Regions from separate parts of the Homo sapiens genome. Here region 2 is linked to region 1. A link is a loop called in an ENCODE intact Hi-C map of the cell type or tissue named here. Cell type or tissue: A673. All regions are shown on one strand. Links, peaks and the distances in the headings refer to the core of each region. The heading gives the core; the rest is flanking DNA.

Region 1 (6,546 bases), core at 898-3,397:
GTTGAGCATGGCATCCTTCTTTCTTGTATGTTTACTTAACTTTGACTATGAGTTTATCATTTTCCTTTTAATATTAACTTTGGTTTGTTTCAGGTTTACAATCAAAGTGGATTCCTCCAGAGATAATGTGCTTTTGCTTCTGCTAGACATCTAGTAGGTAGTATCAATTTAGAACCTTTATAAGCCAAAAGGTTTTCGGATCCAGATAGGTAACATAGGTTTTATTTATTTGTTTATTTTCATTTTTGATGTCTTGCTGTGCTCAGTGGTGAGGTTTGCAGGAGATGGAGTTGGGGGCAGGTAGTTTGCTTCTGGCTTATCCTCACATTGAGGGTTCATCTTGTGGGAGTCCAAGATTTAAATGGAGAGGTTATTTTATTAGAAATCTCACACTGAAAACAGGCTCTGACATTTGGACTCTGCTCCCAGTGTCAAATGAGGCCATCAAGTCAGCTTTTACTAGTTTATCTCAAAATAATAGATAAAACAAACATCCCTATTTTACATCAGTACGAACTTGTTTCTCATTTACATTATATGCCAGGAACTGTGAAACTATAGTCGTCTTTACTCTGATATGCAGACTTAACAAGTAAATGCTATATGGAAACTGGCATTCCTATTAAAGAGGGATAGGTGAGATCCCTATCTCATCTTTCTGTTCATCTTTTATTGCCCATATAGAGTCACATGAATTTGCCTATCATCAAGACAGCAGGGCTGTGTGTAACCCTCTCACCGAGAGAATAAATGTACGTAAGATCAATTCTGTGATGTTTTTCATATGAATTTTTTTTAATTCAGCACTTTTTGTTGATTAAAAAGAAAATTTAATCCAAACAACAAAATCTGCCATATTACTAAAGCAAGAATGCAGAATATATTTTAACTGTGATTATATTATATATATAAAGCATGAAGCTTACAATTTTAACTATTTTTAAATTTACAGTTCAGTAGCATTGATTTCATTCACATTATTGTGCAACCATCACCATGAAAAGTCTCTAGAACTTTTTTATCTTGGAAAACTGAAACTCTAAATCTATGAATAACTGAATTTCCCTCTTTCCCAGTCCCAGGCAATCACCATTCTACTTTCTGTTTCTATGAATTTGACTAATCTAGGTACCACATATAAATGGAATATTACAGCCTTAGTTCTTTCATGACTGGTCTATTTAACTTAGCATGATGTCTTGAAATTTTATCCATGTTGTTATATGAATAGAATGTATCCAAATTTTATTTGTTTTAAAGGCTGAATAATATTCCATTGTATGTATTTCCTGCATCTTATTTATCTGTTCATCTGTTGATGGACATTTAAGTTGCTTCTACCTTTTGGCTATTGTGAATAATGCTGCTATCAACATTATTGATAGTCTTGACTTCTTGAGCATCTATAGTACTAGTGCACATTAACTTTGTCATCAGTTGCACAAATGTCTGTTTGAGTCCTTGCTTTCAACACTTTTGGGTATAAACCCCAACAAGGAATTTTAATTTATTGAGGAAACTCTATACTGTTTTCCATAGTGGCTACACTACTTTATATTCTTCTGACAGTGCACATGTGTTCTAATTTCTCCCCATTCTTCTCAACATGTATCATTTTCTCTCCATATATATATTTTAGAGATGAGATCTCTCTATATTGCTTAGCCTGGACTTGAACTCATGTGATTCTCCTGTCTTAGCCTCTTGAGTAGCTGGGCCTACAGGTCGTGTTACCACACCTGGGTATTTTCTTTTTCTTTTTGTAATAGCCATCCTAATGGGTATGAAGTAGTATATCATTATGGTTTTGATTTGCATTTTCCTAATGATTAGTGATGTTGAACACCTTTTCATGTGCTTTTTGGCCTTTGATATCTTTTTTATTTGAATAATATTTACTCAAGTTCTTTGCCCATTTTTAATTAGGTGGTTGGGGTTTTTCTTTGTTATCAAGTTGTGGGACTTCCTTCCTTCCTTCCTTCCTTCCTTCCTTCCTTCCTTCCTTCCTTCCTCCCTCCTCCCCTCTCTCCCTCCTTCTTTCCTTCCGCTCTCTCTCTCGATTTCTTTCTTTTTTTCTTTCTTGACAGAGTCTCACTCTGTTGCCCAGGCTAGAGTGCACTGGCGTGATCTTGGCTCACTGCAACCTCCGCCCCCTGAGTTCAAGCAATTCTCCTGCCTCAGCCTCCCGAGTAGCTGGGACTACAGGCGCACACCACCGTGCCCGGCTAATTTCTTTTGTATTTTAGTAGACATGGGTTTTCACCGTGTTGCCTAGGCTGGTCTCTAACTCCTGAGCACAGGCAATCTGCCCGCCTTGGACTCCCAAAGTGCTAGGATTATAGGCATGAGCCACCGTGCCCCGCCAGTACTTCTTTAAACATTCTGCATATTAACCTCTTAGCAGACATATGATTTACAAATATTTTCTCCCATTCACTGGGTTGCCTCTTCACTTTATTGATAGTGTGCCCAATTTTTGATGCATAATTAAAACATTTTCTGATATAGTTCAATTTATCTATTTTTTCTGTTGTGAAAGCAGTTTTTTTCTAAGACAAAGGATTAAAGTGAATAAAATATATTTTATCCCAAGTTTATTAGACTCCTTTATATTTTGAAAAGTTTATCAAAATATTTTGATCTTGAACATAGACACATTAGGCATTTAGCGTGACTCAAAATGTGCCTTGACTTATCCATAATTTCTTTTTCATTTTTGATGATGTTTAAAACAATAAGAAAGAAAAATTGTATAATTCTTGTGATAGTTAATCTTATACGTCAACTTGACTGGGCTAAGGGATGGCCAGACACGTGGTAAACATTATTTCTGGGTGCGTCTTTGAAGGAATTCCTGGAAGAGATTAGCATTTGAATCAGTATACTGAATAAAAAAGATCACTTTCACCTGGCATCTTCCAATGGTGATGACATTGGGTGAGCACCATTCAATACATTGAGGGCCTAAATCTAACAAAAAGGTGGAAGAAGGCCAAATTTACTCCCCTTGAACTGGAGCATCCGTCTTCTCTCCTCAGGCTCTGGAGGTCCTGGTTTTTTGGCCTTTGGACTCGGACTTAACACCAGCATCCCTTCACCTACCTCAGCTTCTCAGGCCATTGACTCACACTGAATTACACCATGAGCTTCTCTGGTTCTCCAGCTTTCAGATGATATTTTCCATCTCCCTCTCTCTCTCTCCTTTCTCTTTTATTCTTTCTTTCTTTTTTTTTTCTTGGTAGAGTCTCACACTGTTGTTGTTGTTGTTGTAGAACTTGTCAGCCTCTATAATCATTCATAATCATGTGAACCAACTCCCAAACCTCTCTCTCTCTCTCTCCCCCTCTCTCTCTCTCATATATGTGTGTGTGTGTGTATATATATATATGTATATATGTATGTATGGAGGACATTATGTTATATGAAGCCAGAAACAGAAGGAAAAATATCACATGTATATATATACATAAACACGCTATATATATATATATCCTATTGGTTCTATTTTTCAGGAGAACCTTGACTAATACAATTCCTTTGGCATCCCACATTTAGATTGTTAGTGTTTTGAAAAGGCAGACAAACATCTTTGAGTTTCAGTAAACCTACACATTTTTAGCAATTTGATTAGGAGAGCTTAATTTACTGAATCTTTTTCTTCATTTCCCTGATTGCAGTAGAAAATTGGGTTGACAGCTTATATTGTTGATGCTTCATTTTTAGTTGAGGCCGGGGACTCCCAATTCTTGCCCTTTCATTAAGGTTTATAGTATGTACTGTAGTTTCTTTAGAAATAAAGCAAAACAGAAAAATGTTTGGTTTTGTAATTGAATCAACTGAGAAGGTACTTAAACCTGATGTTTTCGGTGGCAAATTCATAAAACTGTAAATATTGTGGTGCCTTTTTCGAATTCATTTTTTAAAAAACTCTCCTTAGAAAAGTTTTTAGAAGACCCAAATATGAACAGACTATTTTGTACCTTAAGAATTTATAGTGAAAATTTTATTTTTGCTTAGAGCATACTTAACATTGTTCTTAAATGTAATCTCGCTTGCCCTTTTAAATGTGTTGCCCAAAATTTAAACAATAATGCCTGCTGAAGTGTTCTTGGTATTCTCTGTATTTGCTCCTGAGACAAAGCTATAACATTCAAATGATATACTTTCTACTCTTAGAGCCAATATATCATTAAGCTAGTGAAGGATGGCAGGCTTAGAGTAATGGGCATGCCATGTGTACCAGTCAGAAGGTAAAATGCCAAGTGGGCTTTCTTGTTTCTCTCATATATCAAAATTCATGCATCAGAGGAGATTGGTTAGTTGGGAATGTAGGGCCCAAACAGCTTCAACTATTCCTTTCATTTCTGTGAGTATTCTCCTGTTTCACATTTTCTCTTCCTTATAAAGGCATTTTCACATATAATACATTCATAGTATTAATATGACTTTTTCTTCATTCCTTCAGGAAATAGATTTTGGACTGCAAGAGGTATATTCCATGAGAAAATTAGACTACTGACTTACAATCTGAAAGAAAAATGTTTGATTGAGTTCAGCAACAGAAGTGAACAATTCATCAATTATATTATGTCATAATTTTATTCCTAAAGTTATTAGCTTTTGGTTTTAGTAAAGTCTGTGCCTTGAAAATGACCTTCAATAAATTAACATTTTTAGCATTTTGTAGGAATATTTATTTGAATTCTACAAATCTCATATTTCATTCTCAGACCAATGAATTTATGTAGTCTTGATTAGTATGGAAATATGTTATTTAGGTGTGAAAAGAACCATGCTCATTTTATTTGAAACACTCATTTCATCTGACAATATCTTCCTAAAGCAGAGAGTTGCTGTTGATAAGACAAAAGGTAACGGCTTTGTGGTGCAATGGATAGCACATTGACCTCTAGCTGAGCCTGGTGTGGACATTCAAAGACAAAAGAAGAAGGGAGTGTAATTTCTAGATGAAGAATACTGTCTTTCCATCTTACACCCTTGGGAGAGAAGAAAAACAAATCATTTTCACCCCCACCACATAAATACCGAAAGTGTCATAAAGAAATTATAGTTGCGTAACTCCAGGTATATGTAAATTAACATTTTGTGAGTTTTCATTTTGAGTATTAGAGAAATCCATAATTAAAAACGATTACTGAGTATATATCCAAAGAAAATAAAATCATTATATTAAAGAGATATCTGCACTTCTATGTTTATAGAAACACACGGTGCTTACTCTGTCCCAGGTAGTGTTTTGAGTGCCTCACATACCTAAGTCATTTATTCTTAATTACAACCTCATGGTAGAGGGGTTATTTTTATCTCCATTTTGCAGAGGAAGCCGAGACAGAGAGCTTCATTACTTTGCTCATGAGGAACCAGGCAGAGCTACCATCTGCAGCGGCATAAGCTGTGTGCCACATGCATCCAGAGTCATCATCACATATATACAGTGGACACAAGATTCCACGTTCATGCCTTCAATTAGTACATTTTGCTGCCTCTTGTAAATGGCTTGTCAATAATTGGAAATCAATTCCATTACTACTTATGACATATTACTTTTAGAAACATTATGGGTCAAACCTCCAAAGGTTTATTTGGTGCCTCACAAATTTCCTGGTATTTCAGTAAATAATTTCCTCCTTTCATGTGCCTGACGCTATGAAGTTACAGTTATTCTGTTATATACACAGGACATGACTATTAATAAGATAGCTGATTGTCACATATATGTCAGAATTTCTTCATATTTTTAACTTGTACACATTTTCAGGCACGATTTGAAGTATCAAATATGATTTAAAATATTTTTTATGGAAATGTGTTGATTTTATGTTCTAAATGCAATACATGACACATTTAATTTTGTTATCAAAAAAACTCATAATTTTACTGCTGATGTTAATAAAAGCTTCACATAGAAGAAGACCCACTTCTGAAATTCAATTATTCTTATATAATCCAAAATGCTGTATTTTTTGGGTAGAAGTTTATAACTAAAGTAATGAAGCTTTCCTGTTCAAAAGTAAATGGCTGATATTCTGTGATTATACATTCTAGCCAAAGCATCTTTATTAATTATTACATCATGCATTTCTGTTCACTTGCTTTCAAAACTGTTTATTAAAGAAGTCCCTAATAGTTCCCACTCAAAGCTTGTTCTCATCTACACATTGAGCTTTAGAACTATATCTCATATCTGTGTAAGCATTTTACAATAGGCCTGCTTGATTTTGACTTCTGGTATATTTCTAGTCCTTTTGGTTTCAGTGTTTTTTGCACCTTTCTTTATTATTGAAGCCCAAGGTGTGACAAATAATAAGTGCTGAGGCTCATGAACTGTGTCATTTTTACTTCTGAACATCTGTCTCCTCATTAATAAGAAGTAATCCCATTTACTTCATAGAGTTCCAGTGAGAATTGGTTGATATAACATGTTTAAAATATATACTTCAAGTAAGAAAGTGGTGTATTTCTTTCCTATGACTGCTCTAAAAATTGCCACCAATTTCATTTCTTAAAACAGCACGAATTAATTAT
Region 2 (6,546 bases), core at 1,566-4,065, 560 kb before region 1:
AGGACTTTCATTAATTAATCAAATATTTATTGGTACCTACTATGTCCCAGTTCCTTTCTAGTCATGGATGACTAAAAGCACTCAGATTCTTTCATCTCAGGGCTATGCTCTGGTGCTACAAAGGCCTCAGAATTTGTCCTCGTTCCCTATAAGACCATAAGTGGTTTCCCATGGGGAACTTTTTGGGCAGTGTATAGATAGCTCAGAGGAAACTGAGAGTCTTCATGCTTTAGCCTGAATTTGTTTTATCTATCATCCCTTTCCCTGTGTAGTCTATGTATTATTTATTCCAAATAGGAATTTCATCAATACCAATCACATTTAGAGGCAATTTTCACACCTAAGCTGGGCCATTCTGTATGAATGAAGGAATGCAATTAAAAGTCCAGAGCCAAAACTCACCTAAAATAGCTGTTGAAGTAGTGTAAAGTGTTGTAAATCTTTCAAGCCCCTGCTCCTGGATGGTTTGGGGGACACAGGGAGGAAGAACCAACTGAGCACTTGATCTGATCTTTGGAGAGAAGACAATTATTGCTTATGGTTAAAAGAGATGATATGAGTGTGAAAAGGGACCCCAAAAACCACACCCACACATTGGATGGACAATTTTAGTCTTATCCTACATCTTCAAGGTCAGGCTGCCCCAGAGCCTGGGTTTTTGGAGGACATTTGTGGCTCATGTGTACTGAACCCCAAGCAATTGAATAATAATGATCTCACAACCCCCAAGCAAGGCACTTAAAAATTATTATTTACTTATTTTTAGAGAAAAGGTTTTGTTCTGCTGTCCAGGCTGGAGTGCAATGGTGCGATCATAGCTCACTGATCAAACTCCTGGGCTCAAGTAGTACTCTTTGCTCAGCCTCCCAAGCAGCTGGGACTACAAGTGCATGCCACCATGCCCTGCTATAAGTTTTTAGTCCTGAGGTAGCAGCTCTTAAGCTTAGCTGCTGCAGATTAGAAAGCTGAAAATAACCAGAGAGGAAGAGTGTTTGAGTCTAGACTGTGTTTTCTTCTCAGCCTCTAGTTAGAGATGTCTTTCCTTCCCTTTCCTCATTCCCTGCTAAGCAGGAGACTTTCAGTGGGATTCAGAGATTCATTCAGCTAAAATAACTGACAAGTATTTACTGGCCACCTAACAGAGTTTGGGCTCCAGAGATACAGTCATAGGAAAAAACAGAGCTGGCAATGTAGAGTGAGGAGACATCTGTGAAACTACAGATCTAAGTTTCAGATTATATCAATGCTTTAAAAGAAAGGCAGACGTCTTCAAAGAACACACAATAAAGGAAGCTAAACTTAGCCAAGGATCAGAGGAGGCTTCCAGGAGGAAATGACATGTGAACTGATATATAAAGAATAAATAATAATAGCTGACATTTATTCAGGTTTACTATGTGTCCAATATCATTCTAAGTGGTTTATAGGTATTGCCATGTAATCCTCACACAGCATCTTGAGGTGATACACATATGTACATCATGTGTGCATGGGTATGTGTATGTATATACGTTTACATGTGTGTGTGTATAAATGAATAGATAGATGACCTCTCCAAACCCCCAGGTCTGGTCCTCGACTCTGAAGGTGTAGCCAATCAACTATGTCCATGCTCTCAGCTGGGTGGGTCCCATCCCTCAGGGAAAATCTGGTAGTTCTAGTTAGGAGTTCCACATTTTGTACTTTCTGTGCTGTGAGTCTTTGCGCAATTGGAATTAGAAACAGAGATGATAAGAGTAACAGTGGAAAACAGAAATTACCTTTTCAGCTCTGTTTATTTCAGGCTAGAAGCAACCAGAGACTCTTTACAATTTGAGTATTAAGAATCTCAGCAAACAGCCACATTAATGTAAGAAATAGACAAAAAAAACTTGAATCAAGACCTAAAACCAGTATGGCAAAGAGATTCTGGAATAATACCAGGATGAAGACATTACCAAGACATTCCTAGCTAAGGCAACTCCCAGTACTCAAGTGAGGGGAAACTGGTGGTTAAAACTAGGCCTAGACCCTGGTGCTAATTTTCTACCCAAACCTTTAACTTGACATATAGACAGATGTATGACCTAGTGACGTTTAGTAAATGGCCTCAAGTTTATTTTTTAGATGGGATTAATTCCTCTCAATCAATCTTTTCAGCAGCGTGAGTGAGGCCTGAGAGGCACACACAGTCATTAGGACTGTGACCACCCCACCAGATGCTCCAGCAGGCAGCCTGGAAGATACCACCCGTCATGCGCTCACATGTGTCCTTTTCAGCACGAGTAGCACAGTACTGAGCACTAAGCATTTGGTGGTTCTTTATATTTAGACCACCAAATCGTGGGAAATGACTGTAACACGGAAAGAGCCTTTCTAATGGCATTGCACCATACAAATGTTCAGTGTGATTATTATAATCTCCACCAACAGAGTTGCTGTGTAATGCTGAAATGATTGTAGAACATTCCTATAGAAAAACCCTCTTACCTCGGAGCCTCTTTTCACCCCTCCTCCATCCCTGGCAGGCTATTTATGTGGTAATGTTATCTTTTGAAACTCTAATGCGCAGCAGTCCAGGTCGATCAAGCCACCTTTTAGCTTTTGCCGATTTGCTTTGAAGTTGACACCAAGGTCAGATGTTATTGTTATTGCACAGACTCAACACCAGGGGGTGATCACAGCACATCACACTAATTACCACTGCCAGACAAAGCTGAGTGCTAATCTCAGGCAGTGCACCCAGAGCAAGAAGCACGGAAGGAGCTGGGCTCACAGAAACTCTGGTCAGTAGAAGGCACAACATGCAAAGAGGCTTTTTAGTGGCACCACATGGTACAAACGTTCACTACGATTATTATAACCTCAGTGGAGCTGCTGTTTAATGCAAAAGGAGAGAACATGCCATCTCATGACTAAACAATTGCATAGGAAGCAGAATGCAGACAGTTGTCCTGCCTGTTGCCCCACAGTGCTGGGTGATTTAAAGGTGCCATTGAAACCCGATGGATGTTCCTGTCTTGGTAGCATGCAGCCTCACACACCAACTCTGTGCTCAACTAATGTATAAATCCCTACAGCTCCTCAAGTGCCAAGAATTCTTCAGGCCAGTGGTATTTGTAACTATTGTGACTCTCCAATTCTTGGAAATACTCTCATGGCAAAGCACCTCTTAAAAGAAATGTGAGAGGAGGAAATTCAGTTCAATTCTCCAGAAACTGCTCAGTGGCTGCATGAAGCACTGTTTGTGATTGCTTTTTAATGTTCAAGATGCAAGTGGCTGCTCCTTTGGGGCTGTATTTTTCCATTAGAAAACACTAATCTCCCTCCTCCTACTCCTCTGAGAGTCTAAAACAAATGTGTTTTAGCTCGTTTTCTGTTTCTCCTTCATCTGCAAACCATTGAGAACGTCACATGTTCTAGGATCCTATGATAGTGTTAGAGGCAAAGATATATGGCTCAATATTTTCAGTGAAAGTTCATGAAAGTTGATTTCTTTTTATATTAGGTTAAAGAAGCCCTAAATAAAGCATACATATGTCTCGAAAAGCACTTCATTAAGGGGGCTACTGGGATGGAAATGAACCATACATTCCTTTTTTTTTCTTTTTTATTTAAACTTTTTGTTCAATTTTGATACATATTGAAATGTGTACAAATCATGAGTGTACATCTCTGAAATTTCATAAAGTGAACACACCCATATAACCACCACCTACATTAAGAAACAGACCAGCACCCCAGCAGTCTTGGGCTGCAGTGTAAATTTACAATTCACTTATTATTTATGGGAAAATGTTGCATTCTTCAGTCTATATCATACTATGATTTGAACACATTTCCTTAGTACAGTCATATGTTATTTCTAGAGGTGTGGGACTGTGAACAAGAGTATCAGCATCACTGGAGACTCCATCAAAACTGTGAATTCTCGGATCTCACCCCTAACCTACTGAATCACAAATTCTGGTGGCAGGGCTCAGCTATTGGTGTTTTCACAAGGCTTTCTGGTGACTCAGATATACACTAGAGCTTTAGAAACTTTTTTCTTAGTGTCCACTGTTTAGCCTCAAAATTGCAACTGTGTTCTATGTTTCCTGGGTTGTAACATGTTACATTAGAATAGCGGTGATAAGACCTAATTGCTTATTTCCTTTATCCCTAACCTTTAAAATATACGTATCAGCTGTATTGAGGTATGATTCACATACAACAAAAGACCATTTTTAACGTGAAATTCAATGGGTTGTGACAAATGTTTACCATTGCTTCCCTTTCTACCCATTTCCATCTCATAGTCTCCCCAAACTTTATCAAAATTGTTGGCCTACTTATGTCTCTTCTATAACCTGCGAGCAGAATTCTCGAGGACAAAACTGCTCTATTCATCATTGAGTTCCTATCCCTTGAATGGACACAAATAAGAGGCTTCACAAATATTTGCTGAACCAATGAGTGAATAAAACTATGTACATAAAAATAACCCATCAAGAAGACTAGCTGGGTTGTAGGATGTGGGAAATAGGTGAGTCTACAAATCCTGCATAAATTTGAGGTCTGAAGTGGAGATAATTAGACGAGTGGTGTAATAACATGCTGACAGCAGTGGATTTTCCTCTCGGACCACCTGCATGTGTGGCAGACACGTTCGCTGCCCTGTCTGCATTCCCTCAGTCCATCCTGGAGGTCACCTCTGGTCAGTTCCCTTTCAGGCTGAAATGTTTCCTGTGTCTTTCTGCTTCAGGGAATTTGATGGACATCTAGTGTCTTAGTCCACAAGTGGGACAGGTCAGAAGCGTGGAAAAGTTAAAACTACAGAAGGAATTCCTGACCAACGAGGGTCGTTTTTGGTGGATAACTGCCTCGCTTCCTCGTCCATGTGGGGGACAGTTCTGAGGTGTGCTCCACACACTTTCTCAGCAGTTCCTACTGGGTTGCAGCCCCAGTTACTTACACATTAAATCCCCTTCTTTGGCTTTCCTTCCTTCCCAGCCTCTCCTCTCTGCTTCTTCATAGTACTGCCTGGGTTCTCCTCCTCAAAAACCTGCTTGTACTCAAATCTTTGATGCAGGGTCTGCTTTTGAGAGAACCTAAACTAAGGATCTGCTTTTGAGAGAATCTAAACCCAAACCCTTAAATTTGCCTCTTTCTCACTTTGTGACCTTGAGTAATTTAGTTCCATTTCTGGCATTGTCTATTTGTTCATTTATAAGATAGGGATAATATTACTTATGTTTTAGGATTGTTGTATAAAATCCTATTCAGTACCTGTAATGTTATAGGTATTTAGGAGTTAACAACTATTTTAGCTATCATACACATCTGACTTCCCTAACTAAGATTTTCCAAAAGAGATGACCCCACGGAGTTAACCCTATAACAGTGCAATTCTTAAAGCATTAGAGGGTTACATGGATGAAAGAACGTCTGAGAGCCAGCTCCTCCACTTTCTCTGATAGTACTCTGGGCTCTGCATGCTCTGAAATTCCTGTTTCCCTTCTGGGAAAATCTGGAATTTCACAGAGACAGAGAAAGTCTTTCACTGTCTTACATGGGCTCTCAGGGAATTAGTTCAACAAATACTTACTGAATGCCATTATAGGGGAAGTGCTGTTTTAAGTAGTAAGAAACAGCAGTGCATAAATCAAGTCCCTGCTTTCAAGGAGCTTATATTCCAGGGGTGAGAATTTGGATCATTAAGAAATAATGAAACAAATATATGATAACGAGAAAAAACCCAGGAAATGCAGAATAAAGAGGATAGTTATGAAGCAAGTATCATTCTAATACCCAAACTAGGAAAGGACATAACCAAAAGAGAAAACTACAGACCAAAATCCCTGATGAGCATAGATGCAAAAATCCTCAACAAAATACTAGCTAACTGAATCCAACGGCATCTCAAAAAGATAATCCACCATGATCAAGTGGGTTTCATGCCAGGCATGCAGGGATGGTTTAACATATGCAAGTCAATAAATGTGATACACCACATAAACAGATTTGAAAACAAAAATCACACAATCATCTCAATAGATGCAGAAAAAGAATTGGCAAAATCCAAATCTCTTTATGAGTAAAACCCTCAGTAAAATCAACATAGAAGGGACACACCTTAAGATAATAAAAGCCATCTATGACAAACTCACATTATACTGAATGGGGAAAAGTTGAAAGCATTCCCCCTGAGAACTGGAACAATATAAGGAGGCCCACTTTTACCACTTCTGTTCAACATAGTACTGGAAGTCCTAGCCAGAGCAATCACACAAGAGAAAGAGGGCATCCAAATCGGTAAAGAGGAAGTCAAACTGTCACTCTTTGCTGATCACATTATCTTATACCTAGAGAACCCTAAAGACTTATCCAAAAAGCTCCTAGAACTGATAAATGAATACAGCAATAAGTTTCAGGATATAAAATCAATGTACACAAATCAGTAGCACTGCCATACGCCAACCCATTTTACAATAGTTGCAAAAAAAATAATAAAATACTTAGGATTATACCTAACCAAAGAGGTGAAAGACCCCTAGAAGGAAAACTACAGAACACTGCTGTAGAAAT

What was found. A loop is a pair of places that touch in the nucleus more often than their neighbours do. Peaks named below come from ENCODE experiments on the same cell type or tissue, not always from the same donor. Only the 100,000 strongest peaks of a DNase experiment are listed, where the experiment ranks them.
Region 2: a loop joins it to region 1, with 4 times the contacts of the local background. A loop is called at or near these places in 2 of 110 quality-filtered maps.

What each region holds. Positions count from the first base shown.
Region 1 is chr11:104,237,185-104,243,730 of GRCh38, forward strand. No RefSeq gene overlaps it. Among named protein-coding and RNA genes, the nearest start is that of PDGFD, 76 kb to the left of the region's middle. In A673, for the core only: no CTCF peak of the experiment used is centred there; a DNase peak (open chromatin) is centred at 1,957; H3K27ac peaks cover 901 bases.
Region 2 is chr11:103,679,832-103,686,377 of GRCh38, forward strand. No RefSeq gene overlaps it. Among named protein-coding and RNA genes, the nearest start is that of MIR4693, 170 kb to the right of the region's middle. RefSeq lists an enhancer at 2,110-2,828. In A673, for the core only: CTCF peaks have their summits at 2,634 (motif pointing right) and 2,836; a DNase peak (open chromatin) is centred at 2,690.